2 separate regions of the Homo sapiens genome follow, and region 2 is linked to region 1. The links are chromatin loops, found by intact Hi-C in ENCODE. Cell type or tissue: PC-9. All regions are shown on one strand. Each heading gives the region's core, and the rest is flanking DNA. Links, peaks and the distances in the headings are about the cores only.

Region 1 (15,662 bases), core at 6,070-10,069:
AAAGCTTACAAAGCCTCCAGCAAAACTTGAGCAATGGGAAAAGGTGATGAGCTTTCTAATCCTGGGCTTCTCAGTCTATGTTCCAAAGGATCCAAATAGGACTAAGGCACAGCTTATGTCACACCCCGGAGTCTGACAACACCCAAACAAACTGATCTGTACTCTGTTCAACGGACAAACCCACTAACCATGCACTTGCAAGTCAGGGCAATGTCAAATTGCTATAAAAATGCTACATACTTACTATTTCTGTACTTTTTTTATTGCAGACAGATAACAAATAGTCCAATACTAGTCTGCAGGCCACGTTATGAGTGGCACTGGTCTGAAACTTTTGGGGTTTTTCTCCCTAATTTTAGGTTTACTACAAGGACCAAGCAAAGAAGTTGAAGGTAATTGATGATGATTTCTTCATAGTTTGTAGGCAATAGTCAGCTTATTGTACTTAGTCTAATGAATATTGAGAGCAAAAGATAGTTAACAAGGGACTAGCTTGAAAAATAGACTGCTTAGAACCCCTGAATGGGCAGTAAAGCAGACCTGCTTGTTTGCAGCAGCAGTGGCCATTTTTAAGGGTATTTATCTAGGAAATTATTAAAGAGGAGAAAACAAAAACATGCAGATCCAGTTGAGAAACCATCCTTACCAAGACGTGTGAAAGCTACAAAGATTACATCAGAAGTAAGAGGACATTTATCCTGTCTGCTGTTCGTCCCCTCTCTCTCTTTTCCTATGCCTTTAGTTTTCTAAATAAGAGGCCATAAAGAATAATTATTTAATATGGTTTGGCTCTGTGTCCCCTACCCAAATCTCACCTTGAATTGTAATAATCCCCACATGTCAAGGCGGGGACCAGGTGGAGATAATTGAATCATGGGGGCAATTTTCCCCATGCTGTTCTCATGATAGTGAGTGAGTTCTCATTTGATCTTATGGTTTTATAAGAGGCTTCCTCCTTCGATCGGCACTCATTCTATCTCCTACCGCCCTGTGAAGAGGTGCCTTCCACCAGGATTGTAAGCTTCCTGAGGCCTCCCCAGCCATGCAGAACTGTGAGACAATTAAACCTCTTAGACCAGACTAATACATTATTAATTCATAGGACTTAAAGGAATATTTATGAAGATAATAGATTTAAAGTGTTTTTTCCAGGCTGTGCTAACTCCCCCCTAAAATACCTGGGATGACATAAAAAATGACAAAAGACAAAATTTGTTATATCTCTATGAACTAAAACTGGCAGCCTGCCACAAGAATCTAATGGGGATTTCTATTCAGTCCAACAACGGGGCTGGATTTTTAAAATTCAGAGCCTACCCATGCTTCATCTGTTCAAACATAATATCTTAGCCACTTAAGAATCTGAAAAAATAACAAGTAGGAGTTCCCAGCTGATTCTCTAAGTTCTTCCTCCCGTCTCTTTTCTCTGACTTCTAGACACACAGACCTGTGTTTCCTGCTACTATTTGGGATTTTGAGGCAGCTAAAATCCATCGGCTCTTCTCTCTGCATTATCCTTCAACTATTTGGAGACCAATTAGAAGAGAAAAATAGGTGAACGTTCTAGAAATGGATGTACAGAAAGCATTCCAGCCATTTGTTTTTGGAATTGTAGATTTCCAAGTACTCTTATCTGTAGCAGGAGTTCCCAAAATAAAGTTCATAGAAGAAAGGATATTTTTAAAGATTTTGCAAATAAAGAATTTGGGGAAGAGATGCATTCCCTATCCCTGGGTGTTCAAAATGCATGTAGTAATTTTGATATTCTGCAGGAAGCAATCATGTTTAAATTTTTCCCCAGGTAAAGTTCATAGAAGAAAGGATGTTTTAGAAGATTTTGTGAACAAAGAATTTAGGGAAGAGATCCATAGCCTCTTCCTGGATGTTCAAAGTGCCTGTAACAATTTTGTGATATTCTGCAGAAAGTAATCATGTTTAAATTTTTATCCATCATTGCCTAAGTCCTTTTGCCTGGAAAATAAGTTTCTCACATAACAACTCTTAATACCTTACATAACAAGCATTTTTCAGAAAACACATCAAGAAAAGCTTGTTGAGAGAATAAAAAAGTAAGGATAAGTCCTGGTCCCTTTTCTGTGCACAAAGCTGCCCTAGATGAATGCCTGGCTGATCCTGAGAGGTGGGCAAGGAGAACTGTCCAGCAAGTACTAGTATAATCAAATTATCCTACAGTATGAATCTGAGGAGTGAATTTGTCAAGTACCAGAAGTGTCCATGAGGAAAACCTAAGTCAATCCACACACCCTGCCTGATCACAAAGACTGATTTAAAAAAGAGACTTCTCTCTGTTCTAGTATGAATAAAGAGAAAACAATTTAAAGTCTATAAATTAAGGTCTAAATAGAGGAAAGAAACATCATCTAGAGTACTCCATAGGAGATCATTTTCTAGAAATAATTCTGAGAGCCAATGTTTTATTTTATTTTATTTTTTATTTTATACTTTAAGTTCATACATATGCAGAACATGCAGGTTTGTTACATAGGTATACATGTGCAATGGTGGTTTGCTGCACCCATCAATCTATCATCTAGGTTTTAAGCCCCTTATGCATTAGGTATTTGTCCTAATGCTCACCCTCCTTTTTCCTCCTCACCCCCCAACAGGCCCTAGTGTGTGATGTTCCCCTCTCTGTGTCCATGTGTTCTCATTATTCAACTCCCACTTATGAGTGAGAACATGCGGTGTTTGGTTTTCTGTTCCTGTGTTAGTTTGCTGAGAATGATGGTTTCCAGCTTCATCCATGTTCCTGCAAAGGACATAAACTCATTCTTTTTTATGACTGCATAGTATTCCATGGTGTATAGGTGCCACATTTTCTTTATCCAGTCTATCATTGATGGGCATTGACTGGGTTGGTTCCAAGTCTTTGCTATTGTGAATAGTGCTGTAATAAACATACATGTGCATGTGTCTTTATAGTAGAATGATTTATAATCCTTTGGGTATATACCCAGTAGTGGGATTGCTGGGTCAAACAGTATTTCTGGTTCTAGATCCTTGAGGAATCACCACACTGTCTTCCACAATGGTTGAACTAATTTACACTCCTACCAACAGTGTAAAAGCATTCCTATTTCTCCACACCCTCTCCCGCATCTATTGTTTCCTGACTTTTTAATGATCATCATTCTAACTGACATGAGATGGTATCTCATTGTGGTTTTGATTTGCATTTCTCTAATGACCGGTGATGATGAGCTTGTTTTCATATGTTTGTTGGCTGCATAAATGTCTTCTTTTGAGAAGTGTCTGTTCATATCCTTCACCCACTTTTTTTGATGTTTTTTTTTTTTTGTAAATTTGTTTAAGTTCCTTGTAGATTCTGGATATTAGCCTTTTATCAGATGGATAGATTGCAAAAATTTTCTCCCATTCTGTAGTTTTCCTGTTCACTCTGACGATAGTTTCTTTTGCTGTGCAGAAGCTCTTTAGTTTAATTAGATTCCATTTGTCAATTTTGGCTTTTGTTACAATTGCTTTTGACATTTTAGTTATGAAGTCTTTGCCCATGCCTATGTCCTGAATGGTATTGCCTAGGTTTTCTTCTAGGGTTTTTATAGTTTTAGGTTTTAGGTTTAAGTCTTTAATCCATTTTGAGTTAATTTTTGTATAAGGTGTAAGGAAGGGGTCCAGTTTCAGTTTTCCAGTGTGGTGTTATTTCTGAGGCTTCTGTTCTGTTCCATTGGTCTATATATCTGTTTTGGTACCAGAACCATGCTGTTTGGGTTACTGTAGCCTTGTAGTATAGTTTGAAGTTAGGTAGCATGATGCCTCTAGCTTTGTTCTTTTTGCTTAGGATTGTCTTGGCTATAAGGGCTCTTTTTCAGTTCCATATGAAATTTAAAGTACTTTTTCTAGTTCAGTGAAGAAAGTCATTTGTAGTTTGATGGGAATAACATTGAATCTGTACATTACTTGGGTCAGTATGGCCATTTTCATGATATTGATTCTTCCTATCCATGAGCATGGAATATTTTTCCATTCATTTGTGACCTCCCTTATTTCCTTCAGCAATGGTTTGTAGTTCTCCTTGAAGAAGTCCTTAATGTCCCTTGTAAGTTGTATTCCTAGGTATTTTATTTTCTTTGTAGCAATTGTGAATGGGAGTTCACTCATGATTTGACTCTCTATTATTGGTGTATAGGAATGCTTGTGATTTTTGCACATTAATTTTCTATCCTTAGACTTTGCTGAAGTTGCTTATCAGCTTAAGGAGTTTTGGGGCTGAGATGATGGGGTTTTCTAAATATACAATCATATCATCTGCAAACAGAGACAATTTGACTTCCTATCTCAATACCCTTTATTTCTTTCCCTTGCCTGATTCCCCTGGCCAGAACTTCCAATACTATGTTGAATAGGAGTGGTGAGAGAGGGCATCCTTGTCTTGTGCTGGTTTTCAAAGGGAATGCTTCCAGCTTTTGCTCATCCAGTATGATATTGGTATGGGTTTGTCATAAATAGCTCTTATTATTTTGAGATATGTTCCATCAATGGCTAGTTTATTGAGAGTTTTTAGTTTTGGCCTTTGGATGGGTTTTTTGTGTGGGCATCCTTTTTGTTGATGTTGATGTTATTGCTTTCTGTTTGTTAGTTTTCCTTCTAACAATCAGGCCCCTCTTCTGTAGGTCTGCTTGAGTTTCCTGGAGGTCCACTCCAGACCCTATTTGCCTGGATATCACCAGCAGAGGCTGCAGAACAGCAAAGATTGCTGCTTGCTCCTTCCTGTGGAAGCTTCATCCCAGAGGGGCACCCACCTGATGCCAGCCAGAGCTCTCCTGTATGAGGTGAGGTGTCTGTCAACCCCTGCTGGGAGGTATCTTCCAGTCAGGAGGTATGGGGGTCAGGGACCCACCTGAGGAGGCAGTATGTCCCTTAGCAGAGCTTGAGCGCTGTGCTGAGAGATACTCTGCTCTCTTTGGAGCCAGCAGGCAGGAACGTTTAAGTCTGCTGAAGCTGCACCCACAGCCGCCCCTTCCCCAGGTGCTCTGTCCCAGGGAGATGGGAGTTTTATCTATAAGCCCCTGACTGGGACTGCAGCCTTTCTTTCAGAGATGCCCTGCTCAGTAAGGAGGAATCTAGAGAGGCAGTCTGACAACAGCTGCTTTGCCACACTGTGGTAAGTTACAACCAGTCCGAACTTTCTGGCAGCTTCCTTAACACCGTAAGGGGAAAACCACCTACTCAAGCCTCAGTAATGGTGGATGCCCCTCCCCCAACCAAGCTCAATTGTCCCAGGTCAACTTCAGACTGCTGTGCTGGCAGTGAGAATTTCAAGCCAGTGGTTCTTAGCTTGCTGGGCTCCATGGGAGTGAGACCTGCTGAGCAAGACCACTTGGCTCCCTGGCTTCAGCCCTCTTTCCAGCAGAGTGAACAGTTCTGTCTTGCTGAGGTTCCAGGTGCCACTGAGGTATGAAAAAAAACTCCTGCAGCTAGCTCAGGGTCTGCCCAAACAGCTGCCTAGTTTTGTGCTTGAAACCCAGGGCTCTGGTCATGTAGGCACACAAAAGAATCTCCTGGTCTGCGGGTTGCCCGCCTTCTGCGTTGGTCTCTCTGGGAGCTGCAGACCAGAGCTGTTCCTATTCAGCAATTTTGGCTGTGTCTCAAGCCAATGTTTTAAATTGTAAAATTTCAGTGAAATACACAATTTCCATCAAATGACAATATAAAACTTACAGTCTAAATATATTTAATAGACCTAAAATAAATTGAATATCTATCAAAAATAAAACACTCTAGTGTTAACCAAATGTATAATTACATTCTTTTTTGTCTTTGGTTTTTGATGTTGTTGTTGTTGTTGTTTGCACAACACAGTCTTGCTCTGTCACTTAGGCTGGAGTGCAGTAGCACCTTCATAGCTCACTGCTGCCTCAAATTCCTGGGCTCAATCAATCCTTTTCCACCTTTTCGTCCAAGCTCAAAAATCTTTCTCAACTGCCGTTAAGATCACACTCACTCCCCAACCTGGATAATAACCAATTAAATGCTTCAAATAATCTTTCTCTGTCTTTTGACCAGGGCTTCAACTTCCACTTAAAAACCTGAACTTGACACCTTTTTGCTTTCTTAGTGGAGTTAATTAGGGAATAATTTTAGGCAAAACAAATCCATTGAAACATACAGTGATTATATAGATAGCAAATAGTAAACATTTGCAGAAGACAATGAAATGAAATGTTATACTGCCCACTTGTAGGCATAGTTTTAAGCATCTTACAGAGAAATGAAATTGATTGAATTTTTACAAAAGTCTCATGTGATTAACACCTTCAAGAGTAGAGCCATCTTCAGAGAACCCAGAGTCACGAAGCTCAGAGATTCTCCCCCGGCATTAGGAAGATACCTTTAAATTTAACCCAAAGCTTGCATGGAGTCATCAGAGATCTGCACTTTCTTTCAAAAGAAATCAGCCAAATTATTTTTCTTTCATTTTTTTTATCTCATCATGAAATGAACATTCAATGCTATATATTCCCTCCCACTAATAAGGCTAAAATTTAACCAGAAAGATGTAATCATACTTTTCATTTAATAATGTACTTTATGGATATTTCAGACTCAACCTCGACTAAAATTTCTTCTTTTGTATCTTTGTGATGGTTAATTTTATGTGTCAGCTTAACAAGGCTAAAGGATACTCAGAGAGCAGGTAAAACATTATTTCAGGGTGTGTCTGGGAAAGTGTTTCCAGAAGAGATGAGCATTTGAATCAGTAGGCTGAGAAAGGATGCCTTCACCAATGCAGATGAACACCAGCTAGTCCTTTGAGGGCCCTTTTAAGAAGAAAAAAGGCTGAGGAAGGATGAATTCACCTCTTGGCTTAAGCTGGAACTTCCATCTTCTTCTGCCCTCAGACACCAGTACTTCAGGTTCTCAGGCCTTCAGACTTGGACAGAGACTTACATTATTGCCCTCCCTGCCCCCACCACATTCTCAGGCCTTTGGAATCAGTCTGAGACTTACACATTTGGCTCTCCTGGTTCTCAGGCCTTTGGAGTTGGACTAAATTACACCGCTGGCTTTCCTGGCTCTCCACCTGGCAGATGGTATATCATGGAACTTCTAGGCCTCCATAATCACATAAGCCACATTCTATCAAAAATTCTTTTGTTCTGTTTCTCCAGAGAACTGTGATTAATACAAACATATAGTCCTTTTTCTGTGTAGTAATAGGTATGTATTCTTTCATCTGCCCAGCACCCTTCCCTTTTCTGGCACAGACCCACCCATTCCTATTTCCATCTTCCCTCACGCCACTACATGGTTCCCATGAGAACTGCCAATCACAAGAGCCCATCCACTGTGCAGAGAGGCTGCGTGTGACCTGAGCTGGACCTTCCTGAGTATCTGCAAATTGGGACTTACAAAAACGGGACAATCCTTCTCTGATATCAAGGCTTAGGATCTGAGTCTGAGAAGGAGGTAACCTTGTGGAGGAGGTCTGTAGGAAAACATGTCGAAAAGAAGTGAAAGTTAAAAGAGAGAGAGACTGGAAGGCATGTAAGTCTCTGTTTCCAGTGATCCTGCAGACCCAGTTCTCTCCTTTGCTCTTCCCTTTTGCCTGCACTAAAAGGAGACATTTGAGGTTGCATTTCTGTTACTTGTATGAAAAGGGTCCTATTTAATATAGATTCTCTCATTATTCCTTTCATTAAGGTTAGACTACGAAGAGGAAATCCCAGCCTAATTCATTTTTCATTTGATTAGCATATCTGGACCAAAAAAAAAGTTTAGTTCTAAGAAAATCTGAACCATTGGCCAATTGGTAGTAAGAGCTTCCATCACATCAGAGCTTCCATCCAGGCAGATCTTCACATGCAAAAGCTCTCCTTTGCTCTTCTGGCTCCTGAATATAGATGAGCTCACCAACGTGACCTCACTTCAGAGAGCACTCAGATGAAAGGAAGTGTGATGTCGGTGAGTCAAGGGCAGAGGCGAGACACCCGCCTCTCAACTCAAGTTTCCAGGCAGAGAAAACCAAAGAGGGGGGCCAGGTGCAGTGGCTTACGCCAGTAATCACAGCACTTTGGGAGGCTGAGGTGGGAGGATCACTTGAGCCCAAGTAGTTTGAAACCAGCCTAGGCAACATAGTGAGACCCCATCTCTACCAAAAAAAAAAAAAACTGGGACAAGATTCTAAAACCAGCTCACACTTCAGGCTGGTAACTCATGCTTTTGCTGCCTGTGGAAGTTCAGCCTTGAGGCCCTGAAGCTGACTCCACAAACAGCTCAGCTGCTCCCCTACAGTGCTCATTGCTTTATGCTGCAATAACAGCCACTCCTTTCTCTGGTTTGGGTCCAACAAACAATCCTTCCCTTCTCCTCTAATACCAACCTCTCTGTAGTGAGCTCATGTCCTCCCTCTCTCTTCCTCTCCCTCTGACTCATGGTGCTCAAAGCTTTAAGAAATAAAAACCTGTTGGACCAGCCAGACTGGAATCATCAACTTCAAATGGGCCAGCCCTTCCGTGAAAGGGAATCTCACTTTCATTGTTAGCACCAAGGCTCTGAATTACTTAACCTGGTCATGAAAAGCCCCAAACCCAATTCTTTCTTTCACCAGTTAAAAACAATAGTTGTTATATGTCTTTAAAAGGAAAAGAAAATACACCTTTAGTAAAACAAAATTACCCTGGTATTTCCACATCTCAAAAGCGACGTCATTCATGTAGTTTTAAAACTAAGCAATGAAGTGATTCCTTCTTCCCTGTAGTGTTTTTAAACATAGTTTTGTTTTGTTTTTTGGCTTTGGCTATGAAACAAAATATTTTAAGGGAGCCAAATTCAGAAATATAAGAGCCGTCAGCAGAAGGGATTTAAACACAATCATCTTGAAACTTGAAGCACCAAGCATAAAACCTGTATATTTTATTTTTTCAATAAATATTTACAGAATTTATCATAAAGTGGTTTTCCAGTGGAGAAATAAGGATGAGAAATAAAAATGTGTTACCAAATATTTGTGGTATAAAGGAGTCACTGTTGTCCAAACCAAAAAACAATTCGCTAGATCTCTAATCTCTCAGAATTTTTAAATAAAAACCCGGATTTTTAATCACTTTGCTGAAAAATAAAATCTTTATCTTAGGTATCAGGGCAAATAAAAGCATTTTGGGGGGTGGGGGGGGCTGTCTCTGTCCTCTGTAAGCAGGACCTTTAAAATTGAGTTGATATGTTATTACCTCGCTCTCCCAGACCAAAGATGATTTCATCAAACAATTCTTGACAGACTCAGGTGAAGTTTATTTTGCTTCTGACCCAGTGGTGATGTTCCTGTGAGATCTTGGTACATATAGTTCTTATGATAAATATCTTTAGATTTGTGCAGGAGAGCAGAAGAAAAGAATTTGTTGAGGCAAAATTCCTTGATTTGAATTTGAACCTGCACTCATCATTAGGCAGTCTATAAAACAAGGTGCAATCAAATAAATTGAGCATAGCAATATTTTTTCAGCATTATTGTCCTAACTGGCCAGCGAGCTTTGTGGATGGTTTTAAGTGGTTTGGCTGGTCTTTTCTGTAGAGTAGTTATCCATGAAGAGATGATTAGCTTTCAATTACATGTAATGAATGCTCACTTGGGTTTCTTTGCACAACCCCCTTTTCTTCCCCTATATTCAACCTCTGGGATAATGAACTCTCTATAAACTATCCCAGTACTCAACTAAAAAAAATCATGACAAGGAAATACAATCATATGGCTAGCTCTGTTGGTATTTGGTGAGTTCTTGGGAAAATCATTTTCGCTAAATATTATTGAAAATGCCCTGGCATAAAGCTTGTAATTGGATTGTTTGTAACTCAAAGGACAAATGCTTGAAGAGATGGATACCCCATTCCCCATAATGTGGTTATTTTACATTGCATGCCTATATCAAAACATCTTATGTACCCCATAAACATATATACCTACTATGTACCCATAAAAATTTTTAAAAATTGAAAAAAAAATTAAAGAACAAAAAACATCAGACAATTTAAAAAGAAAAATTTTTAAAAAAAGAAAAGAAAAGAAAATTCCCTGGCAAATTCCAGCCAAAGAAAGATCTAGAAAAAGCTATGGTTTACTACATATTTAAGCTCCTAAATAAAGATGTAGAAATGTAACCCCAGCCTACTGAGGGTTAGGTCTTCCTGTATTTTGAAATGAGAGAGGCCAGGCATGGTGGCTGTAATCTCAACACTTTGGGAGGCCGAGGCAGGAGGATCTTTTGAGCCCAGGAGTCCAAGACCATCCTGCACAACATGATGAGACCTCATCTCTACAAAAAATATTTTTAAAACTTAGCTGGGCGTGTCAGCACATGCCTGTGGTCCCAGACACTCAGAGGCTGAGGTGGGAGAATTGCTTGAGCCCAGGAAGTCAAGGTTGCAGTGAGCAGTGTTCACACCACTGCACTCCAGCCTAGGTGACAGAGCAAGACCTTGTCTCTAAAGACAAATAAATCAATGAAAGAGAGGCAGTGAGTTCTTTAATCATCTTTACATTTTACTTTAAAATTCACTGGCATGGTCCTTCCTGAGATTGATTCACTTCTGATAATGCTTCTTGTAAAGAAAAGCCAAGTAAAATCAAAATTGAGAATAAGATATATTAATGAACTGAAGTAAGTTTGCACAGCTACACAATGACAGAGAAGGGATTTTTAAACCCAAGTCTTTCTGATCCCAGAACCTACATGTGATTTTGCTACTTTGCCTCTTATGAGATAATGTGGATCTGATGCATACACAAGATCTCCAAATGTTTTTTAGCCCCTTTGATTTCTTTTTAAGGATAGTGAGCATTTGCATAGGCACTGCTGAGTGTTTTTGTCAAGGACATAGTACAATCCATTAAGAGAATCCAAGCAAATGAATTTCCAATCTGTCTTCGGTCATTCAGTTCTCTATTCTCCCTATCAATCTAAAGCAGCAAAATCTGATCATTCTTTCTATTCGCCTCTGGAATGTGTTTTTTGTATTTTGAAAATGAGTGCTTCTCATGTTCCAGTAATTCACACCAACTCAAATGTTTTAAACGAAGCCAGACTGTGAAGGAATTTGAGAGGAAGTAGAAAACTGCCAATGATTGCTCCCAACTCATCCCTGCTCACTCCATTCCATGCACAGCTGGCCTGAACATAAAGCACCATCCCAAATTTAGTATAAAATTCATTCTAAAGACTCTTTCATGTCATATCATCATCTAGCTGGATAACAATATGGGCTTTTAATTCCCTTTTCTAAAATTTTACACTATCCAAAAATTAAATCAAAATGTTTCTTCAGAATCTCCTGGTCTCTTTTTTAATTTGATGAAGCTAGCAGCTTGCATCCACTTACCAAAGTGACAAAAACAAGATGAAAAATGAATCTAACTGCTATTTATATACAGCATCACAACATGAGCTGTGTTTTCTAAGTCGGCTGAAAGGGGTGCAATCTTGTTGAGCATGGCCAGCTGCTTTCAAATTTCTTGATAAAAGTTTTCTTCAGGTGATTATCTGTCTTTTGAAGAGAAGGAGCATACTTCAATGCCAATATAGTGTTAACTTAAAATATTTACATGTAACACTCTAAGAGGTTACAATAGTTAACAAAGGAACACTACACAACAATAAAAAGGAGCTAACTACTGATACACACAATAGCACAGAAGAATCTCACAGACATTAAGTTGAGTGAAAGACATGGACTGGGGCCTGAAAAGGGTGGGATTGGGGGGAGGGCGAGCATCAGAAAGAGTAGCTAATGCATGCGGGGCTTAATACCTAAGTGATGGGTTGATCTGTGCAGCAAACCACCATGGCACACATTTACCTATGTAACAAACCTGCACATCCTGCACATGTACCCCTGAACTTAAAATAAAAATTGAAGATTTAAAAAAAACATTGAGTGAAAGAAGCCAGACACCAAAGAATATGTACAGCGTGATTCCATTTAAATGAGCTCTTTCACAGAACTCAAAACTGGTTAACTGGTTATCATAGTGTGGAGGCTAGGAGGGATATTGTCAGGGAAGGGATTGAAGGAAGCTTTGGTGCTGGAAGTGTTCTGTATCTCTATCTGGGTCCTGGTTACATGGAATATATATAACATATATTATATATATAATTTATATATACATAAAGTCATTGAGCTAAGTACTTTAGATTGGTGCTCTTTAAGGCCTTTACTCAATGTACTTTATATTTATACATGAGTGAAAATATTTTCTAAAAAGTTCAGCCTAGTAATATATCAGAAAAAAAGATGAAATGACTCATGCATTGAACTTTACTGACAACTTTGTTTTTTTGTGTTACAGAAACTTCTTTAAATGATACTTACAGACCTGCAATTCCTTATCTGCAGTTATGAAATCCATAAACAAAAAGCTTGAAAACCAACAATTTTCCAACGGACATGAGGTTATTTAACTTATTCCACATTCTACCTAGTACAAATATTCACATGTCTCACTATGGAAATATTAATCTTTAATTCTTGGGTATTGTTCATACCTTCATAGTGGTGCTACATAACATATAGTACATGTACATTATTATCTTTGTGACATTCAGAAGTGTTCCAAATTTCCAAATGCATCTAGTCCAATGGTTTAAGATAAGGATATTGTAAAACTTTATTATTTGAAGGTGCATTTGAAAAGGTCTAACTAGTATACTAACCCTGCGATTTCACAAATATTGCTTAAGATGAGGTTAAATCTATTTAAGTAAACTGTGTGCTGAGTTATCAAAAAAAAAAATTTAAGTAAATTATAAGGTGGGTCACAGCCTAAACTGGAAAAGTGGCACAGGAATAACTAAAGTTTAAGAAACATCCTTCTAGCATGTTCAAAAAGATTTCAACATGTCCATACAAAGGGCCCAGTCACCTACATAAGACAGAGGGAGAAGGCAATGACTTCATTGCATTTTTCCCAGCACCAAACATGACCTTGCAGAGGGTATCATTAAACAAAGGCTTGCTGAATTGAATTGAATCTCCAACATCCTGCATCCTTTGACCTCTGTTATACACCATTCCTGAAAAGGAAAAATGAACTTTTCAAAAAAATAAAGTTTAAGACCTTTGGGAAATAGTCTTTTGGTTTCATTTAGCTGATTGTAAGAAAAAATAGAATTACATCTTGGTTTTTACCTTTTAACTTTAGGGTATGTCTCTATTTGATGCTCTCAAAGACTCAGATAAATCACTAAGTCCCTACTGTTCATTCTGTTCATACAAGAACAAAAATCTTATGAACAACCCACATGAAATTCACCACTGACTCAGGCTTGCTCTGGCAAAAGATTTTCTTTTTTTGTGCTCACTCTACATTGCACCATAACTTTTGAACTACTGCTTTCATATTTATTCCCTTTATTTCCTTGTGTATTCCCCCAAGGAAAGGAACTCATTGTCTGTATTCTGCCCAAATATATTCTGGAAGCACTTGAAGTATTTGCCTCATGCCTCTGTATCAGTTTCAGGGCGATCATAAATCAACAGTCTGTGGACCAAGGTGCTCAGACCAAAAACATGCCTTTGAAAAACACATAGCATCGCTTTCCACAAGCAGCTGCAGCCTCTTATTAATGGCTCAGGAGTCTTTCACACCTCCTTTTAAATCCAGTGCATTTGAAGTAATAAAACAGGGAGCAGTTTATAGACAGGAAATATTAAAATATTTAATTGCTTTTTTTTTTCTTGGCACAAGACAGCCTCAAGCTTTCTATAACACACGAATAAGGGACACCTGCCCATGCTTGAATGGACATGAAACAGAGAATTGCTAAATTGGATACATCTGTGACTAAACCTCTGCTTTTAAACCCATATCAAGCTCATTTCTTTTTATTAGTTCTAACCATTTCCCTCCAATTACCTTTCATTTTCTTATTCCTTCTCCTTGTCCAGGTTACAACAAAACACAAAAGAATAAATTGATATCATACCCAAGAGATCCCCTAATCTATCCCAAACAGAAACGGCATACAACTTGAACCTTGAATATTATTCCCATTGTCCAGTTTTATAACCTAGACCATTAAACCCTTCTCAGACTCTAAATGTTAAGAATACTAATGGAATCACTAAATTTTTTCACAAGCCTCTGTATAGGGCAGAGAAAGGCAGCCTGTTGTCAAGTCCCAGCTCTGTCGATTGCTACTTGAATGACTTTAGGCATGTAACTTTGTTTTTCTGAGCTTCAGTTTCTTCCTCTGTAAAATGGAGATAGCTGGGTGTGGCTCTCACATGAGGTGGTTTTGAGCACTAAATGAGATATCAGTTGTTAAGCATTGGTATGGTATTTGGCACTCTGTGAGGCCACAGTGTCAGTTGTCCTTTTATTATGATCCAATCCAAAAACAATTGTTCATAAAGCAAAAGGAGATATGACAAGCATCCTTCTATAAACAACTAAAAGTAATACAATAGTCTCTTGCTATATTTGTATTGGCTTTTTTATTGCTACATAACACATTTCCACAAACTTATTGTTTAAACAACACCCATTGATTAGCTCACAGTTATGCAGTCAGAAGTCTACCATGGCAAGACTGGGTTCTCTTCTCAGGGCATCACCAGCAGAAATCAAAATGTCAACAGGGTTGAGTTATTACCTAAAGACTCTGAGAAGTGACCTGCTTCCATACTCATGTGGTTATTGGCTGAATTCATTTCCTTGTGATTGTAGTACTGAGGTCCCTGTTTCTTTGCTGGCTGGCCCCAAAGGGGCCTCTCTCAGCTCTTAGATACCACTCTCAGTCCTTTCCCATGTGAATTCCTCCACCTTCAAAGTCCACAAAAGAGAATTTCTTTCATACTGAATCCCTCTAATGCTTCAATTCTCTCCAACTTCTGCGATCATCAAGAAGAAAACTGTGCTTTTAAAGAGGTCATGTGCTCAGGTTAGTCCAGCCTAGATAATCTCCTCATTTTAAAGCAAATTGATTAATAAACTTAATTTCATCTGCAAAAATCTCTCTTGCCATATAACATAATCATGGAGTAACACCCAAGAGCATAGATTATGGGGGCTGTCTTAGGATTCTAGTGACAATAAAATTTTAATACTGAGGGTCAGGATGAAAAAACTTAAATCATATTGTAAGGCAGAGCTAGGAAGAATTGTGGCAACCTCCTAACAACTCTTTCTAGTCTCTATTCTTGCTGCCTTCAAATTCAATCTTCATAGAACTGTCTGTATTAAACATCTAAAGCATATTTTGTAAGCTCCTCATTGCCTACAAGATCAAGTTTAAATAACTTAACCTGACCCACAAACCCTCCATGGTTTGACTGGTCTCTCGAGCCTCTTGCCAATTCCATATTCATGCTTTATGCCTCAGAAACACCAAACTGCATATAGTTTCCCTCATTCACCATGATATTTCTCACCTCTGTGCCTTTATTCAAGCTGTGCTCTCCACGGGGACACCCTCTGTGTTCTCACTACCTCTTTATCCAGGTAACTCCTATTCGTTCTTTAATTTTGCTCAAGTGTCACTTCATTTACTCATTCATTTATCCAAAAAAATAACCGTCAAACATCCACTCTGTGCCAGAGACTAGGGTGTAGTGATACATACCCCAGTCTCTGCTTTCAGAGAGCATGCACTGTAGTTTGGAGCATAGGTAATTCAACAAATGATCACAGT
Region 2 (15,662 bases), core at 3,919-7,918, 110 kb before region 1:
GATTAGAGGCATCCACCACCATGCCTGGCTAATTTTTGTATTTTTAGTAGAGACAGGGTTTTGCCATGTTGGCCAGGCTAGTCTCGAACTCCTGACCTCAGGTGATCCTCCCAAAGTGCCATTTCCTTGCAACAAAACAGCCAAATGTATCTCCATTGTTAAGCAATGCATGATTATATTTTATATACATTATCCCAACCTGTCTTCAACAATTACCTCATGTTTTTGGTATTATTATTGTTACAACCCTCATTTTACAGATAAATCACAAATCAAAAAGTTAACTGATTTTCACAAAGATCACAGATTGTAAGTGTTAGCCGACACTGGACCCAGGTCTGCCAAATTCCTAGCTTGGGATTTATTTTTGCCTGTGGTAAATTGATTGTAGTAATAGCCCCCAGTTCTTTACTCCTCCCTAGGTCTGTGACCTTGCCATGTAACTCTACAGTTCCTGCCTATTTTGACTGCACTCAGCCATGTGACTTGCATTGGCCAATGATATGACACATATAGACTTGCAAAGCACTTTCGCAGTTGAGCTTACCTGCTCTTACTCCTCCATCATGGCCTGATACCATGTGTGGGCTAAATAGAAATAGTACCAAGTCACCCTGGTAGTCCCACTGAGGCTGTCAGAAATCAGCCAACAGCCAAACAACTCCCAAACATGTTAGTGAGCCCACCCAGATCATCTGAGTCCTGTCAAATTTTGAGCTAACCAAATGCTTCTTGTTGTAAGCCACTGAGGTTGTGTGGTTGTTGATGCAGAATTGTTGTGGCAATAGATGATTAATACACTACACTGCCCCTGCAGTTAGACTGCCTAGGTTTGAATCCCAGCTCCAATACTAGCTGAGTGACCTTGGGAAGTTACTCAACATCTCTGTGCTTCAGTTTCCTGGAAATGAGGAATGTAGACGTATAATGTGGATTATTGTAGTATCTATTTCATAGGGTATTTCTAAAAATGTAAAAGCTTTTTTATGACATATAAATTATATAAAATACACTGTACAAACCTTTAGTGTACATATTGATGGATTTTTACATACACTTATACACATGTATATATGCTCATATAACCACTAACAAGATCCAAATATTTCAGATCTTCAAAATGTCCCTTTATCCCTGCCTGATCAGTAGCTCCTCAAAAGTAAGCACTATTCTGACTTCCATCATCATGTATTAGTTTGGTCTGTTTTTGAAATTCACATAAACAGAATACAATATGTACTCTGTTGGGCTTACCATATTTCACTTGTGTGACTCTGTGTGAGATCATCCATACACTTCAGTATAGCAGTGGTTTGTTCCTTTTCATTACTATGTAATATTGCATGGCATGAATACACCATAATTATTATCTATTCTGTTCACATTGATGGACATTTGAGTTTATTCCACTTTGGAGCTTTTATAAATAAAACATTACAAACATTCTTGTACATGTCTTTTAGTGGATATAAGATCTCATTTATATTTTACTCATATACCCAGGAGCAGAACTGTTGGATCATAGGTTATACATATGTTTAGATTTATGAATGCTGCCAAAACAGTTTTCTAAAATGTTGTGCCAATTTACAATCCCATTAGCAATGTATGAGTGTTACGATTAATTCATATTCTTGCCTGCATTAAGGGATAAAAAGTCAAGTCATAGACTGAGAGAAGATTTTATAACAATATATAATTGACAACTTTCTGAAGAAAGAACTACAAATCAACTGACCAATCAAAAACTTCTACAAAAGCAATATAGACAGTTCAATTAAAAATGGGCAAATGACCTGATCAGCTCTTCAAAAAAGAAGATGTTCAAACGGCATATAACAGGTTCATCAACATTTGTTATCAGAGAGAGATGCAAATTAAACCATAATGAGACAACATTACTATCAAGAATGCTAAAATTAAAACTATTGACAATGCCAGGGGTTTTCTTTTGTTTTTAATAGATGGCATCCAACATACACATCATTCAGCAACCTGTTGTTCAGTTAACATACAGGCTTAGAGAGCTGAACATGTTGCTACAAATATAACTAACTCATTCCTTTTAAGTTCCCTTTAGAATTCCGTAGTATAAAAATACCACAGTTCATTTCAACATTTCCATTCCAATGGAAATTTACTGTTCCAAATGAACAGTAACGAACAATCATATATGCCTCCTTGTGCACATGTGCAAATGTTTCTCCAGAGTAGACAATAGGGGATAAAGTTTGTGTGTCACAGAGAATGTGTATTTTTAGCTTTAATCATTACTAGAAAAATCACCTCTTTATCAGCTGTATTAGTCGGCTGTCCTGCCAATAGTGTATGAGACATCTAATTTAAAAAATTAGATGTCATCCAATTTTTAATTAATTTTTTAAATTGATGTTTAAAGTGGAATATTATCTTAGTTTTGCTTTCTGTGCTTACTAGTGAGGTTAAACATCTTTTCATGACTTTATTGGCCATTCGTATATCCACTTCTATGAATTGTCTTTTCATAACTTTGTTCTTTTTCTGTTAATTATTTATTTTTCTTACTAGCATCTATTTCTAATGCAAATCTTCAATATTTGGTGTGTTTTGTGAATATTTTCTTTCAATCTACCAAGTGTTTTCTAACTTATACTGATCTTTATTGTGACAAGGGTTTATAACTGTGATTCAGTAAAACTTAGTATTTTCCCTTATGGCTTTTGCTTTTATTTCCCGTTTATGAAGGTCTTTCCTATACTAAAGAATGCATATATTTTTATAATATAGTTTTAGTATTTATCTTTTTAATACACTTGGAGTTTCTAGTATAAGATATGTCTGACTTTTTCTCCAAGTAGAGGGCCAATTTATTGAATAATAAATCCTTTCACCTCTTATCTGAACAACGGAGTCATAATATACCAAATTTTATGTAAGAGAATATATATTTCTAATCTCTGTTCTGTTTCATTGACTCACTTATATATCCCTGCACCAACACATTGTTTTAATTAATATCTTTATTTTATTTTCTAGCAAGTGCTATTACAAAGCCCCTGCTTTTTTATTCCTTTCCGAAATTGCCTTGCTCTTCTAGCACATTTACTTTCATAAAATTTTTAGAATTATTCTGTTAAATTTGGCTTAAAAATCATACTTATATTTTTATTGCAGTTGGGGTTGCATTGAATTTGTAGATTATTTGCAGTAAAATTGACATTTTAAAATATTGAGCATTTCTATCCATGAACATGGTTAATCTTCCTATTTATTTCTGTCTTTTATATCCTTCAATAAAGTTTTATAGTTTTCTCCACAAAAGTCTTAAGGAACCTCTTTACATTATTTAAATTTTTGAATGAATTTTTGAAAATTTCTCCTATTAAATTTTCTTTTCTATTCCTTTTTTTTTTAATTTTTGGAGATGAAGGTCTCACTTCATCACCCAGGCTGGAGTACAGGCATGATCACAGTTCACTGCAGCCTCAAACTCCTGGGCTCGAGAGATCACACCTCAGCCTCCCAGCTAGCTAGGACTACAGGCATACACCACCATACCTGGCTAATTTCTATTCTATTTTCTAATGGGATATTACTGATATATAGGTAAGGAATTTTTGTTTGTTTGTTTATTTGTTTTTACATAGTTTTTTTTCTTTTTTGTACTTCCTATACGAAGGTTCAATACATAGTATTTTCTAATAAATATCTTAATGTGCTTTTGGTATTTTCCTGATATTACCCATACTGGTGGAAAAGATTGAAGATAATATGCCAGCTACCAGTATCCCACAAGATTACCTGTGAAGAATTCATGAAAATATACTAAAATAAGTTTTCATAACAATTTAGTATGGAACGAGTCTCTATTAAAACTGTTCAGGGAATATGTTTCCAAAAATATCTCATTATAATATAGGTATTATCATCCATAAAATGATCTGATACCACATTCCACCCACCACACCAGCCCAGTCCCTCTAAGCTTCTAAAACAAGTCCTCACTATCACTGGTTCCCTACTCTTCTCCTCGGCAGATTTCCCCCAGCATCTGATCTTGCTGCCCATCCCTTATATTCATCAGTTCTTCTCTTCTTCTCTCATAGAGCAGTGGTCCCATTAACATGGTAAGAAACTGTTTATTTGCTTAAACAGGCAAAACAGGAGAGGAAAGCTGCACTTCCCTTTCCCTTCCTAACCATGTCTAAATACTGGCTGCCCTTAGTACAATTCTAAAATGGGGAGGGGGAAACAACCAGAGATATAGGTAAATTTAAAGATCCTTTCCCCTTGACTTCCTCTGGTTTCATCTTCAGAGTAATAAAACCAACCATAAAAACTAGTATTTATTAGGCCAGGTGCAGTGGCTCACACCTGAAATCCCAGCACTTTGAGAGGCCGAGGCGGGCGAATCACGAGGTCAGGACTTCGAGACCAGCCTGGACAACATGGTGAAACCCTGTCTCTACTAAAAATACAGAAAATTAGCTGGACATAGTGGCGGGCACCTGTAATCCCAGCTACTCGGGAGGCTGAGGCAGGAGAATCGCTTGAACCCAGGAGGCAGAGGTTGCAGTGAGCCAAGATTGCACTACTGCACTCCAGCCCCTGTGACAGAGTGAGACTCCTGCTCAAAACAAAATAAAACAAAACAAAAACTAGTATTTATTGAGCACTTACTAAGTGTCAGGCTCTGTGTGAGGTACTTTGTATTTATCATATTTAAGAACCCCAACAACCTTGTAAAGTAGAGAGTATTATTATCTTCACTGGGTAGAAAGGATACAGAAGTCCACAGAAGAAAAATAACTTTCCATGTTGCATAGCCAGTAAGTTTGGCTAAGTTAGCCACATCTGAACCAGCCCCTGTTCCTCAACTCTTCTCTAACTCGATAATGTTGTGGGAAGAAAATATGGAGCAAAATAAACACTCTTTTATCTGACACTTATATATTTGTGTTTATGACATTAAAACCTAAAAGATTTTACACATTTCACTGCTCAACACAGTAATCACTGTTTTAGCCATGAAGTACACCCATATTTTGAACCCACTGCAGGACAGAAAATATCGTCTCTTAGTGACACGGGAGCACATATCTGGAGTTGTGCCAAAATACTACTGGTTCCCAAAATGCTCTTGGCCACATAAATGCAGAGAAAGAAAAGCATAGATGGGACTATGATATTTTACCTCAGCCACATTTTGTGGGATTCTATGAACTTCAGGCTGTGTGATCTTGAGCATGTCACTTCATTTCTCTCCGTATATCTCCGCTGCCTCAGTGGTTAAACAGTGGTAATAATGGCACTTACCTAGTATGTTTCTGAAACTATTAAATAGTACCTATATAGTGATCAGAACAGCAGCTGGCCATTTCAAGTGCCATATGAGAATTCTCACCGTCCTTAGATCCTTCATCATTCCGGGTGACAAAGTTCAAATCTACTTTTATTCCAACATCTCAAACTGGATTCCAGTTTGGGGAGTGGTTTGGAGATCCAATTTTGGGGGGTCTTCAAAAACTTTTAGAAGTTTTATTTTCAGACCTACTCGCTTTTCAAAGACAGTGGGATATATGTTTCTGATCCACTGAAAAGAGTATTTGTTTGGCTTAATTTCTCTCTCCTCCTGCTAAAAGCCACTCACTACTCAAGGTCTACTATGAATCTTTTAGGAAAATAAATACTTCTTAAAGGCTTTTCCTTCGAAGCAGACCATGGTGTTTTGACCAAGTACAAATCTTCATCAGTATATCCATGTTTCTGAAGCTGGCCTCCTGTGGCTAAACGAGCTTTGCTCCCACATCTTAAGTTTCTCTACAATTGACTCACTGGGAGCTGGGCTAACCTGTCCTAGCCTCCCTCACTTCAGCCAAATAAAAACATTCCTGGTTCTCACCTGTGCAGTCTAGACCAGCCCTGCTGCCCTGCTGCCCTGCTGTAGTGGACTCCTGCCAAACTTTTGCTGAAGAAAACCTCAGAAACAGGAACAGGAAGCCTATTCAGGGATCAAGTTTCCTTGATATAGATCTGTCCTCTGTACTGCCTGCCTGATCCCTCATCGACCTTTTATTCTCCCACTCCTTGTGGCCTTATCTTCACTCTAACTCATTGACTTTGGGTGTCCTTGAACCAACTTTCTCTAATGGCAGTAGATTTCTTGTCTTCCAGGGCTCAGCCAGCTTTGTGACTAACCCCAGCCTGCCCCAACTGCCTGCTACCTTAGCTTGCTTTTGGCTTTGCAGTTTTCCTTGGCTACAAGCCCAAAGTAGTGACGTCATTCACCTGTACCCCCAGGGCTGACATATCCCAACCTTTTCCCTTTATGTCCCTGTGAAATGCCCTGGCATCCTAGTTGAAGGAATCTCACTAAATAAAAAGGGTCAGAAAGAATTTTTTTACACTACCAGGATGTGAACGATATGATACGGCATTGCAAAGCCAGAGAAAACACATTCAGAGGGTCCTGTTTATTCTTCACAGGGGTAATCTTGCTGTATTGGAGTTTCTAAAACCAAAGCATGCAGTTTTCAAATATTATTTTGAAGAAAATAACTCAGATAATCTGTGTCCATTAGTAGATCTTTTCATCTAGTTATAGGACCTCTATATATAAGATGAAAGGACAACAAACCACTTGTAATCCAGAGATTTGCATTCATATCATTTTTATACTACTGGCTGTGTGACTTTGGGCAAGTCCTCTAATTCTTCCAAACCTCAATTTTTCACATATATAATATTGGGTCCAAAAACACCACTAAACTATAGTTTTTTGAGATTATGGGATGTGTCTTATTTTTATGAGACTCTTCCCCAAAATGTGGCCTAGAGAAAATGCTCCAAATTATTGATTTCATCAGACTGATAAAAGAATCAAATAAGCTGAAGTATGCATAATCACTTTGAAAATTATAAAGCACCATATAAATATTTTTATTATTATGAATGCATTGTGTGCCAAAACATTTTATAGAATTCAGAACATATTTCCCCAAAAACCCATGGTGCAATTCCCTATCCTTCAGATCACAAATTAGATGTTACCTGAAACATTTGTTTCCCCTCCTGCGTGCCTTCATCAGGCTTGTCCGGTCCCGCTTCTTGTATCTTTTTGTCTGAGCTCCCCACTAGATTGTAAAATCCTTGAGAACAGAGCCATATGGCCTATGTCTGGGTCATTGTACATATTAATACTATATATAGCAATTAGTACATGCCAGTCTTCATCTTAAGTGCTTTACCTATAAATATTAACTCATGTAATCCTCACAAAATTCTATAACATGGAAATTACTCTTACACCCATTTTATAAATGTGGAAACGGAGGCATGGAGAAGTTAAGTGACCTTCTGAAGCACACATAGCCAGTGAGTGACAGAGCTGGGATTTGGACCCAGATAGACTAATTCCAGGGTCCATGCTGTTAACTACCATATTAGAGTGCCTTGGTTGGTTGGGTAGGTGGGTGGGGAAGATATTCCATGTACCATTTGTCCTTTGTTATCTCTACTTCCAGACAAGACAATAATGTGAAAAAGCAAAGCTGAGGTTTTATACCCCACCATAAATAAGCTACCCAAAGGATTCTGGTGAGCTTGGAAATTACAGCTTTTAAGCCAAAATGACTCCTATCAACAAAGACACATTCACTTCTCCAGCCTGCCCACTTACACAATTTCCACTCTCCTCCCTCTCCCTCCTTCCCCCGTCCCCCAACAAACACATTGACTATGCACTGGATACACTGTCAGTCTGGTCAATTAATTTTGCTATGTACTTCTCCCGTACGTATCTCACTCCATCCTATGATTTCAAATGTCCTCCAAAAAACATTATCTTTCATACTTTTGTCCAATTTAAATCTCTATATTGAACTGCACACTAGACATTTTTACTTGGATATTTTACAGGACAGGCCTCATATTCAATGGATATTCAATTCAACATATCCAAGTCAGGACAAATGAGCTTCCCCTTCAAGTGTGTTTTTTCTAAGGGTAAATAGCAGCAAGCACCATTACTAGGTACTCTAAATAAAAACCTGGAAATCAAGTTGATCATCCCATCTTTGCATCTTATACCTACTCAGTAATTCATGAAACCCAACAATTCTCTTAACAGTATCTTAACTCCACTCCCATTCCCTCTCAGCATTGTAATCTAAGGCACCAAATCTCTCCTCTGGACAATTCTAAGAGCTTCCTAACAAAAATCCCATTTTCATTCTTGCTTTTCTCTAATCTACTCTAACACAGCAGACTCAAAAAGAAAATCATCCCCCAGCTTAAGTCCATTCAAAACCTTCCAGATGCTTTGTGGAGAAAAATAAAATCTTTACTGTGGCTTGCAAGACACTGGGTGGTTCTGCTCCCACCAACTTCTGCAACTTTAACTCATGTCTTTCATTCCCTGGCTTACTAACCTTCAGAACTTAGGGATCTTTCATGAATTCCTTGAATCTGCCAAGTTCTTTCCTGTTTCTTCTAGGCTTTTGCACATGCTGTTCCTTCTGTTTGGAACTCTCTCTTCCTTATTTACTATTTAGTCAATCCCACATTTATCTTTTAAGCCTCAGCTAAATGTCACTCCAATGAAGAAGTTACACATGTTCACCCACACATGCAGACTACATTAGGTTCCCACATTATACATTTTCATGGCATAATGAAATTTTCCTTCACTACACTTTGTTGCACGATGTATTTCCCTTTGATGGCCTCATCAAAGTTTATTATATGTATGATCATTTATTTTAGTCTATCTTTTCTGATAAACTATAAGTTCCATGAAGTCAAAGACCAGTCTTGTTCACTGTTCTGTTTACAGTGCCTAGCACACATCCTTAAATTAATGAATGAATGAACCAATGCTATCCTGGTAGTTTGGAGTGAAATAATAACAATAGACATTCAAGGTACACTTTTTTATTTTATCCTCATAACAACTTTGTGAGATGGTATTATCACCCTTTGACAGGTGAGGAAGCCAGTGTTCATAGAAATGGGGTTAGTTGCCCAGATTGCATGAGACACGGCTGGTATACAATCCAAATCTGTGTGTTCAATAGCTCAGTTCCACTGAGCAATGAGTTACTTCCCAAGTTATTGTAAAATTTATTCTTCCAGGAACAGGGATAATTGTGATCACTTCACTTTTTAAAGAATAAGTTATTGCCTATGAAAAAAATTTCTCCAGATGCTTTGTATTTTATAAATGCTGGATAATATTAGTATCTCTTTGGCATTTACAGGGAATTCTTCGGGATAAGCAAAACCAGTGTACCACCACTTTCCATTTAAAGTAAAGCCCACTAAAATCATTAGGTAAAGTCCTGATAAATTAAGAAGTATTTCACATTCATTGAAACGAAAACACATAGAGAAAGAAACTGAGTGTATTAAAGCAAATTACACAGAAAAAGGAAGTTGGTGAGATAAAGGCATGATCTAAGAAAATGGAAGAGATACTGGAAGAAAGAGAAGACAGGTAAGTACAAGGACACATGGAAACAAAGAAAGAAAAACAGACTACTCAAGTCCCTGGGAGAGTCCAGAGGAGCACATGGCAAGAAAGATGCTGCTTCTGCTTCAAAGCAAAATAGTAGTGTTTCTGACTATCTAAGAGTTTAGTAGCTAATAGCCAGAGTACCTGATGACTAGAAGGTTTGCTCATACCAAGGTTTTAGAATTGATTGGTCAGTCAAAATTTAAACATAACATTTCCTATTTGCGTCTAATGTCTTTGTTTGCAACATGGGTGAAAGTGAGAGGAAATTTGAGGATAGGAGTTTCTCCTCTGCTAGGCCAAAGTGTGTGTGGCCCCATCTCCAGTGCCCTATTCCCCACTTCTGAAACCAGACTGGGATTTGTCCTGATCCCCTAACTGAGTTCTTACACAGACCTGCTACAGTCAGTCCATTTTTTTTTTTTAACTCTGAATGTTTTCTTCTCCATAGAATGGAGATAGACATTCTGGGCTGGTCTTTCTCAGTGCTATTTGGCTCATAGAATCTGAGAAGTGGGAAGGAGTTGAAAGAAGAATGTTTAGTGTAACGTCAAACTGGACATGTGACTCTCCATTGCATTATCCCACCCAGCCACCACCCCTAATTAGTTCTTTCACCCCTCCCTCAATTCCAACACTTTATTAAATGTTAGTTTTTTATAATTACTTACACTGTATAGTTTTTCTAGGATTATGTTATATTCACATAAATGGAAAGATTTTGAGGTCTTTAAAAATTATGGTGATACAGTTCCTACTTTATGCATTATGCACAAGAAAATATAAATGAAGGATAAGTTAAAATAACAGCATGAGGTTTGCAAAATATTTTTTAAGAAAATCTAAATTTCCAATGTTGTTTTGGTATTCAAAGGAAAAATTAAAAAGTAAGTTGCATCCTTGGAGACATCATCCCTGTATAGCAGTGGTTTCCAAGGTGTGGTCACTGGTTTAGCTGCAGTAGCAGCATCACCTGGATATATATTAGAAATTCAAAATCTCTCCAGGCTCCAGGTAACTGAGAGGGAAAAAAAATAAATTCAAAATCTCTGTCCCACACCAGATGTACTGAATCAGAAACTCTGAGGTTGAAGGCCAGCAATCTGCTTTGTTATAAGCCCTGCCCCTTGAAGTTTGAGAACCACTGCTTTACGCCATGAAGTAGAAGGCTTGGATGTAGATGTGTTGAGGGAAGTAATAGGAATACAGCGAGTGTGTTGGTGTGTTTTCGTTGTTAAAAATGAGAATAATATTAGATTGAACTATATGATGTTGCCAATAGTCAACCATTTCTGCCCTACATAAAATATAATATAGAATTCAACATAAAAATGTATATTTTAGGTTGATGATCAGTGTGATAAGAACTCATGAACTTATGAAATTTTCATAAATGTTCCCTAGTGGTCTAAAACCAACCTGATCATGGCTTCTAATCTCAGAAATGAGCTCTAAAGTAATTACAGGTATGCCTTCTAGTATCCAATAGAGATCATTGGCAGGCAGCCTCCAGCATACATTTCTTGTAAGAAAGTAAGTACTATAGTTGTCTTTCTCCAATAATTAAGACAATCAAGGAAATACAATACCTACATGTTTGCCTGTACATATCTCTGGGCCAAAATAGCAACTGACTGTATTCCCATCCCCTTCTTCTTTCAGGCATATGCCTCCCTCTTCCAAAATGTTCTTCCTTCCCAGCTATTTTTATAAGCAATTACATGCTTATAAAATAACTGACTTCTAGGATGAGATGGAAATTAGCACAGGGCTCACCAATAATTCTGAAGCAAAGCATGAAAACTGAAGCTCTTAGCTGGAGTCAATGCAAATGAAGAGTGAGTCCCATGTTTCTCTTGTCATCCTGGGTTTATCAGTTAATATGATGCAGTAGACTCTGTTACTGGATATGGCCTAGAAAGAAAAACAACACACCTTCTGTTCAATCTATGTTAACTAGATGAGTAATGTTGAACCAGATGAATATGTTAAATGCACCTTACAATATTTGAGATCTTCAAAAGAAAAAGATGGAGCTCACGTTGGAGGGGAAGAAGGAAGAAAGAGGAGGAATGGAAAAGGGAGTAGAATGCTTTTCTTGGGTGTACATGCCTTCTTCTCAAATTACAGTGACAGTGTTTGAAAGATCAAAATTCTGTCATATATACCCTTAAACAACAATGTCCCTCACCAGTATATATATGAGTAATAGATATATATACTGGTATGTGATGGTATACCATCATGGTAAAGGGAATCAATAAGTAGTCAATACTCATAAATGAAAGCAGAGACAGAAAAAGTAAGGGATCTACAAATTTCCATTAAACAATTGTTTGACACCATATTAAAGATTAGTTAGTGAAGACTCTTTAGCCATTCAAATTTTAAAATAATTATGCCCATTCTTACCATCTGTTCCCTATCCCAAATTAATGATATTATGATCAAAGTGCCTGCCCAGTTTGGAAATAATCCACATACTCAAGAGATCACATTTGTGTGTGTGTGTGCATGTGTGTGTGGAATATTAGTGCTCTGACTTTTGGTTGGCTGTCATTGACTTGTTTGGAGAAATGAATTCATGCTTCTCAGTTCATTTCCAGAGCAACAGACAGATGGATAGTAACCTGCCAGATCAAATTCAAGGTTACAGTATACTTGAAGAGTTTGCGGTTATGTATTTTCTTCTTAATGACAATCTCAATCTTACCTCCTTATCCATACCATGTGACCTCAATCAGCCACCTGAGAGTTGAGGGCATTGCCACTTTGCAACCAAACTAAGGTGTGATATGAGTTCTACAACTTATCAAGAGCCCGGAGATCTTGAGATAATTAGAACTAGGTAAAGGCAATAGATTATGTATCTGTTCTTTCTTAGTTATTCTTGCATACCCTCAATAGAAAGGTGAAAATTTTGTTCTGAATGTGTATGTATATTTGATCATAAGAGTGGGGACAAAGCTAGCTCTTAGTCACTGTGAACCAAAGATACTTCCATCTGGTCAGTTTTGTCTGTCACCCAAGTGTTAAAATTGTATTCTACTCTAAATAAGACAGAAATACTTGTTTCTATTAATTATAAAAGCCTCACCATATTTAAAACTTTTAGCCTGGCCTTTTTGATCTAGTCAAATAAAATATTGGGTTAAAAGGTGCTTAACTTAAAGTAACATAAGGTCAGCATAATTCTTCACACAGAGATACACACACACACACACACACACACACACACACACACACACACACACAGTGTTCTTATTTCCCCCAGGAGGACCCAATGGCTCTTTTCCCTCATTTTACCTCGCTCTTCATTCCCACTTACAGGCCCTCGCATAGTTGCTAGCCCAATCCACAGCCTAAGGGGATCTTGTCAGCACATTCAAGACAGCACATTCTCTGCCAGCTCTCACCAATACACACTTCATTCTCCCTGCTTGTGCCAAAATAATTAATAAGTGCTTTGTAGCTTTTTCTCTAGTGCTCTCTGATTTTCCTTGGCTAAGGGTTTCTTAACAGAATACCAGAGATTGGACGGCTTAAACAACAGAAATTAATTTCTTCATATTTCTGAAGGCTGGGAGTCCAAGACCAAGGTGTCACCAGAGTTAGTTTCTTCTGAGGTCTCTCGCCTTGGCTTGTAGATGACCATCTTCTCTTTCTTTCTTCACATGGTCTTTCTCTGTGTCTATGTCCAAATTTTTTCTTATAAGGACACCTGTCATATGGAATGCGAGCTCACCCTAATGACTTCATTTTACCTTAATTATCTCTTCAAAGAAGCTATCTCCAAATACAGTCACATTTTGAGGTATTGGAGGTTAGGACTTCAACTTCTAAATTTTGAGGGGACACTATTTAGACCATAACACCCATTTAAGAAAATGAAAAGGGAAAGTGGGAGTATGGAAAACACATGACTGATTACCTTCAGTACATCAGAGTCAGGAAAAAAAGAACTCTTGTCCCCGAGTAAAAGTGATGTTCTGGGACTTCAAACAGCATGAAAAGAAAAGCAATGGAGTGCAGGGCCATTTACTCACTGAACACTAGAAGCACTGTGCCTTGGCCCTATGAACTTTTCCAAGGCCTATGAAAATGCCTGAGAGCTGAAATTTAATCATTTCCAAATACAAAAAGAAAATTATTACAATAATAATAACTAAAATTAACTTCATGTCCAATGAAGTGGACATTTGGCCTCTCCTCTTACCATTTCATCTTCTACACTATCAATTATTATCTTTCTAAAACACGGATCTAATATGTACAATGTCTTATGTAAAATGTTCCAGTGGTTCCTCATTACTTACGGGATGAGGATTCCAGTTTTCAGGCGGGCATAAAAGGTCAGGTTTCATTTTTTAACTACACCCAGCACTCTAATTACTCCACCTTCTCACCCTTCTCCAAACACACTATATTCCGTTCTCTCCTGCATCTGTGCCTTTGAACGCGGTGCTTATTCCTGGATAGCCCTTGACCTCTTGGTTCCACCACTGAAAATCCTTTATCTTTCAAATCCCAGCTTCAGTGTTACTTCTGCTGTAAAATCTTTACTCTGAGGCCATGTTAATTACTTTTCTGTGTTCCGTAGCACTGTGTACTCACTCCTAAAAGTAATTCTTAAATATGAATTCTTATATATGAATGAAACTTCATAAATAATGATGAAATATTATTTCATAACTAGCGATTTCCATACCACTACCCCATGAAACCTATGAGTTCCTTTACTGTACAAACCATTACTTTGTCCATTTCTTTTCCTTTCTCCTTTTCATCTCTTCATCCTTTTCTACTTCCTTTCTCTTTCCTCTTTTTTAAAAATCTTCATCAGCCATTTTCTATTACTCCTATGTTAACTTCTGCCTTTGGAAGAGCACTCCTATCTGCATGCAAAGTCACAGATTCATAAAATTATAAATGTGCCAAATAACGAAAGAAAAAAATGGATAAGTCCTAGTTCCACAAATGGCAAGAAGTGACTTTTTTTCTCTGGGAATAAAGGCACTCAAATCTTCCACAAATTACCACCACCTGTGACAACCTTCGATCAACGAAAACAATATCTTGTTACAATGGTAGTTAGCTTCTCAAATAATTTCCAAGTGCATTATGAGGAGATATATTGGGTTAAGATTTTTCCTTTCAAAATAATGAGTAATTAGCAATTATTGTTTTCCATTAATTATTGGAGTAGAAATTTACATGCCTGAAGATGTTCAATCAAAAAAGTACAACCACGAATGAAAGATGTGTTAAAGGGGATATCATTGTTGAAATTGCAATAAAGTACCACTTAGGGGCCTTCCAAGTATGAGAATGTATCACTACATGAAGTAAACTACACAATAATGAAAGTAGCGAAGACAACGCAAATCCTGCATAAAATGAAACATAAAGTACATATCAGTCCATTGATACATGGAGCTACATTCCAGATCTCCAGATGTCCTGTTATAGTCTTTTTCTATTGCACCAAAATACCTGCATGCAATATTTTCCAATTACTTGAGAAAAAAAATGAAAGACTGAAAGCAAAGAAAATGTGAAGCAGAAGTGCGAACAGAAATCAAAGCTTTCCAGTTCAGCAGACCTAAAGAATTTGACTGCAGGACAAAGTGATCATTTACCCCAGTCAGGAGGAAAACTGTTGGGCTGAAAAAAATGAAAGAGATTGTGAAATCCTCTGATGATATTGATGACATTTCACCCTATCCAAAGATTAACTCAGTGAATGGCGTAACTAAAAGAATGTGACTTAAAGATGTGCCTTACAAATACTGAAACTCCATGTTTTTCAAAGAGATTAATCATAATAGCATGAGGATAAGGCATGATTCTGACTAACAGAAAGAAGCTAATCTGGGAGATCCTCTTGAGTAGATTAGCCATTCCATGCAAAACGTCACAGTGGCAATCAGAAAAGGCATCTCTGAAATGTACAATGAAGAAGGACGTTAAAAGAAAATTTATTTACCCAGAGTCAGTGAATAATACAGTTTAGTCTTTATGTAAAAGGCTCAGTCAGAGCAAATGATGGGGTGTCCTTGAGGGGTTCCAGAAATTTGAACCAAGGATGAGAATCTGAGAATTTGTTGCTGCTTCATTCAATTTCTGTCACCTCAATGGCTACTCATTCTCTTTTCTACCCCCTACAGTCATG

The links. Peaks named below come from ENCODE experiments on the same cell type or tissue, not always from the same donor. Only the 100,000 strongest peaks of a DNase experiment are listed, where the experiment ranks them.
Region 2: it touches region 1 in a loop (7-fold over the local background); 2 of 110 quality-filtered maps call a loop at or near these places.

Annotation. Positions count from the first base shown.
Region 1 is chr12:89,217,610-89,233,271 of GRCh38, forward strand. It overlaps LOC105378255 (a long non-coding RNA gene), which reads left to right and starts at 4,770. Exons shown (of 2, transcript XR_945169.1): 1 at 4,770-4,811; 2 at 12,320-12,401. RefSeq lists a silencer at 13,410-13,610. In PC-9, for the core only: no CTCF peak of the experiment used is centred there; DNase peaks (open chromatin) are centred at 7,932 and 8,402; H3K4me3 peaks cover 777 bases; H3K27ac peaks cover 3,873 bases.
Region 2 is chr12:89,111,672-89,127,333 of GRCh38, forward strand. No RefSeq gene overlaps it. Among named protein-coding and RNA genes, the nearest start is that of LINC02458, 100 kb to the left of the region's middle. In PC-9, for the core only: no CTCF peak of the experiment used is centred there; a DNase peak (open chromatin) is centred at 5,910; H3K27ac peaks cover 2,316 bases.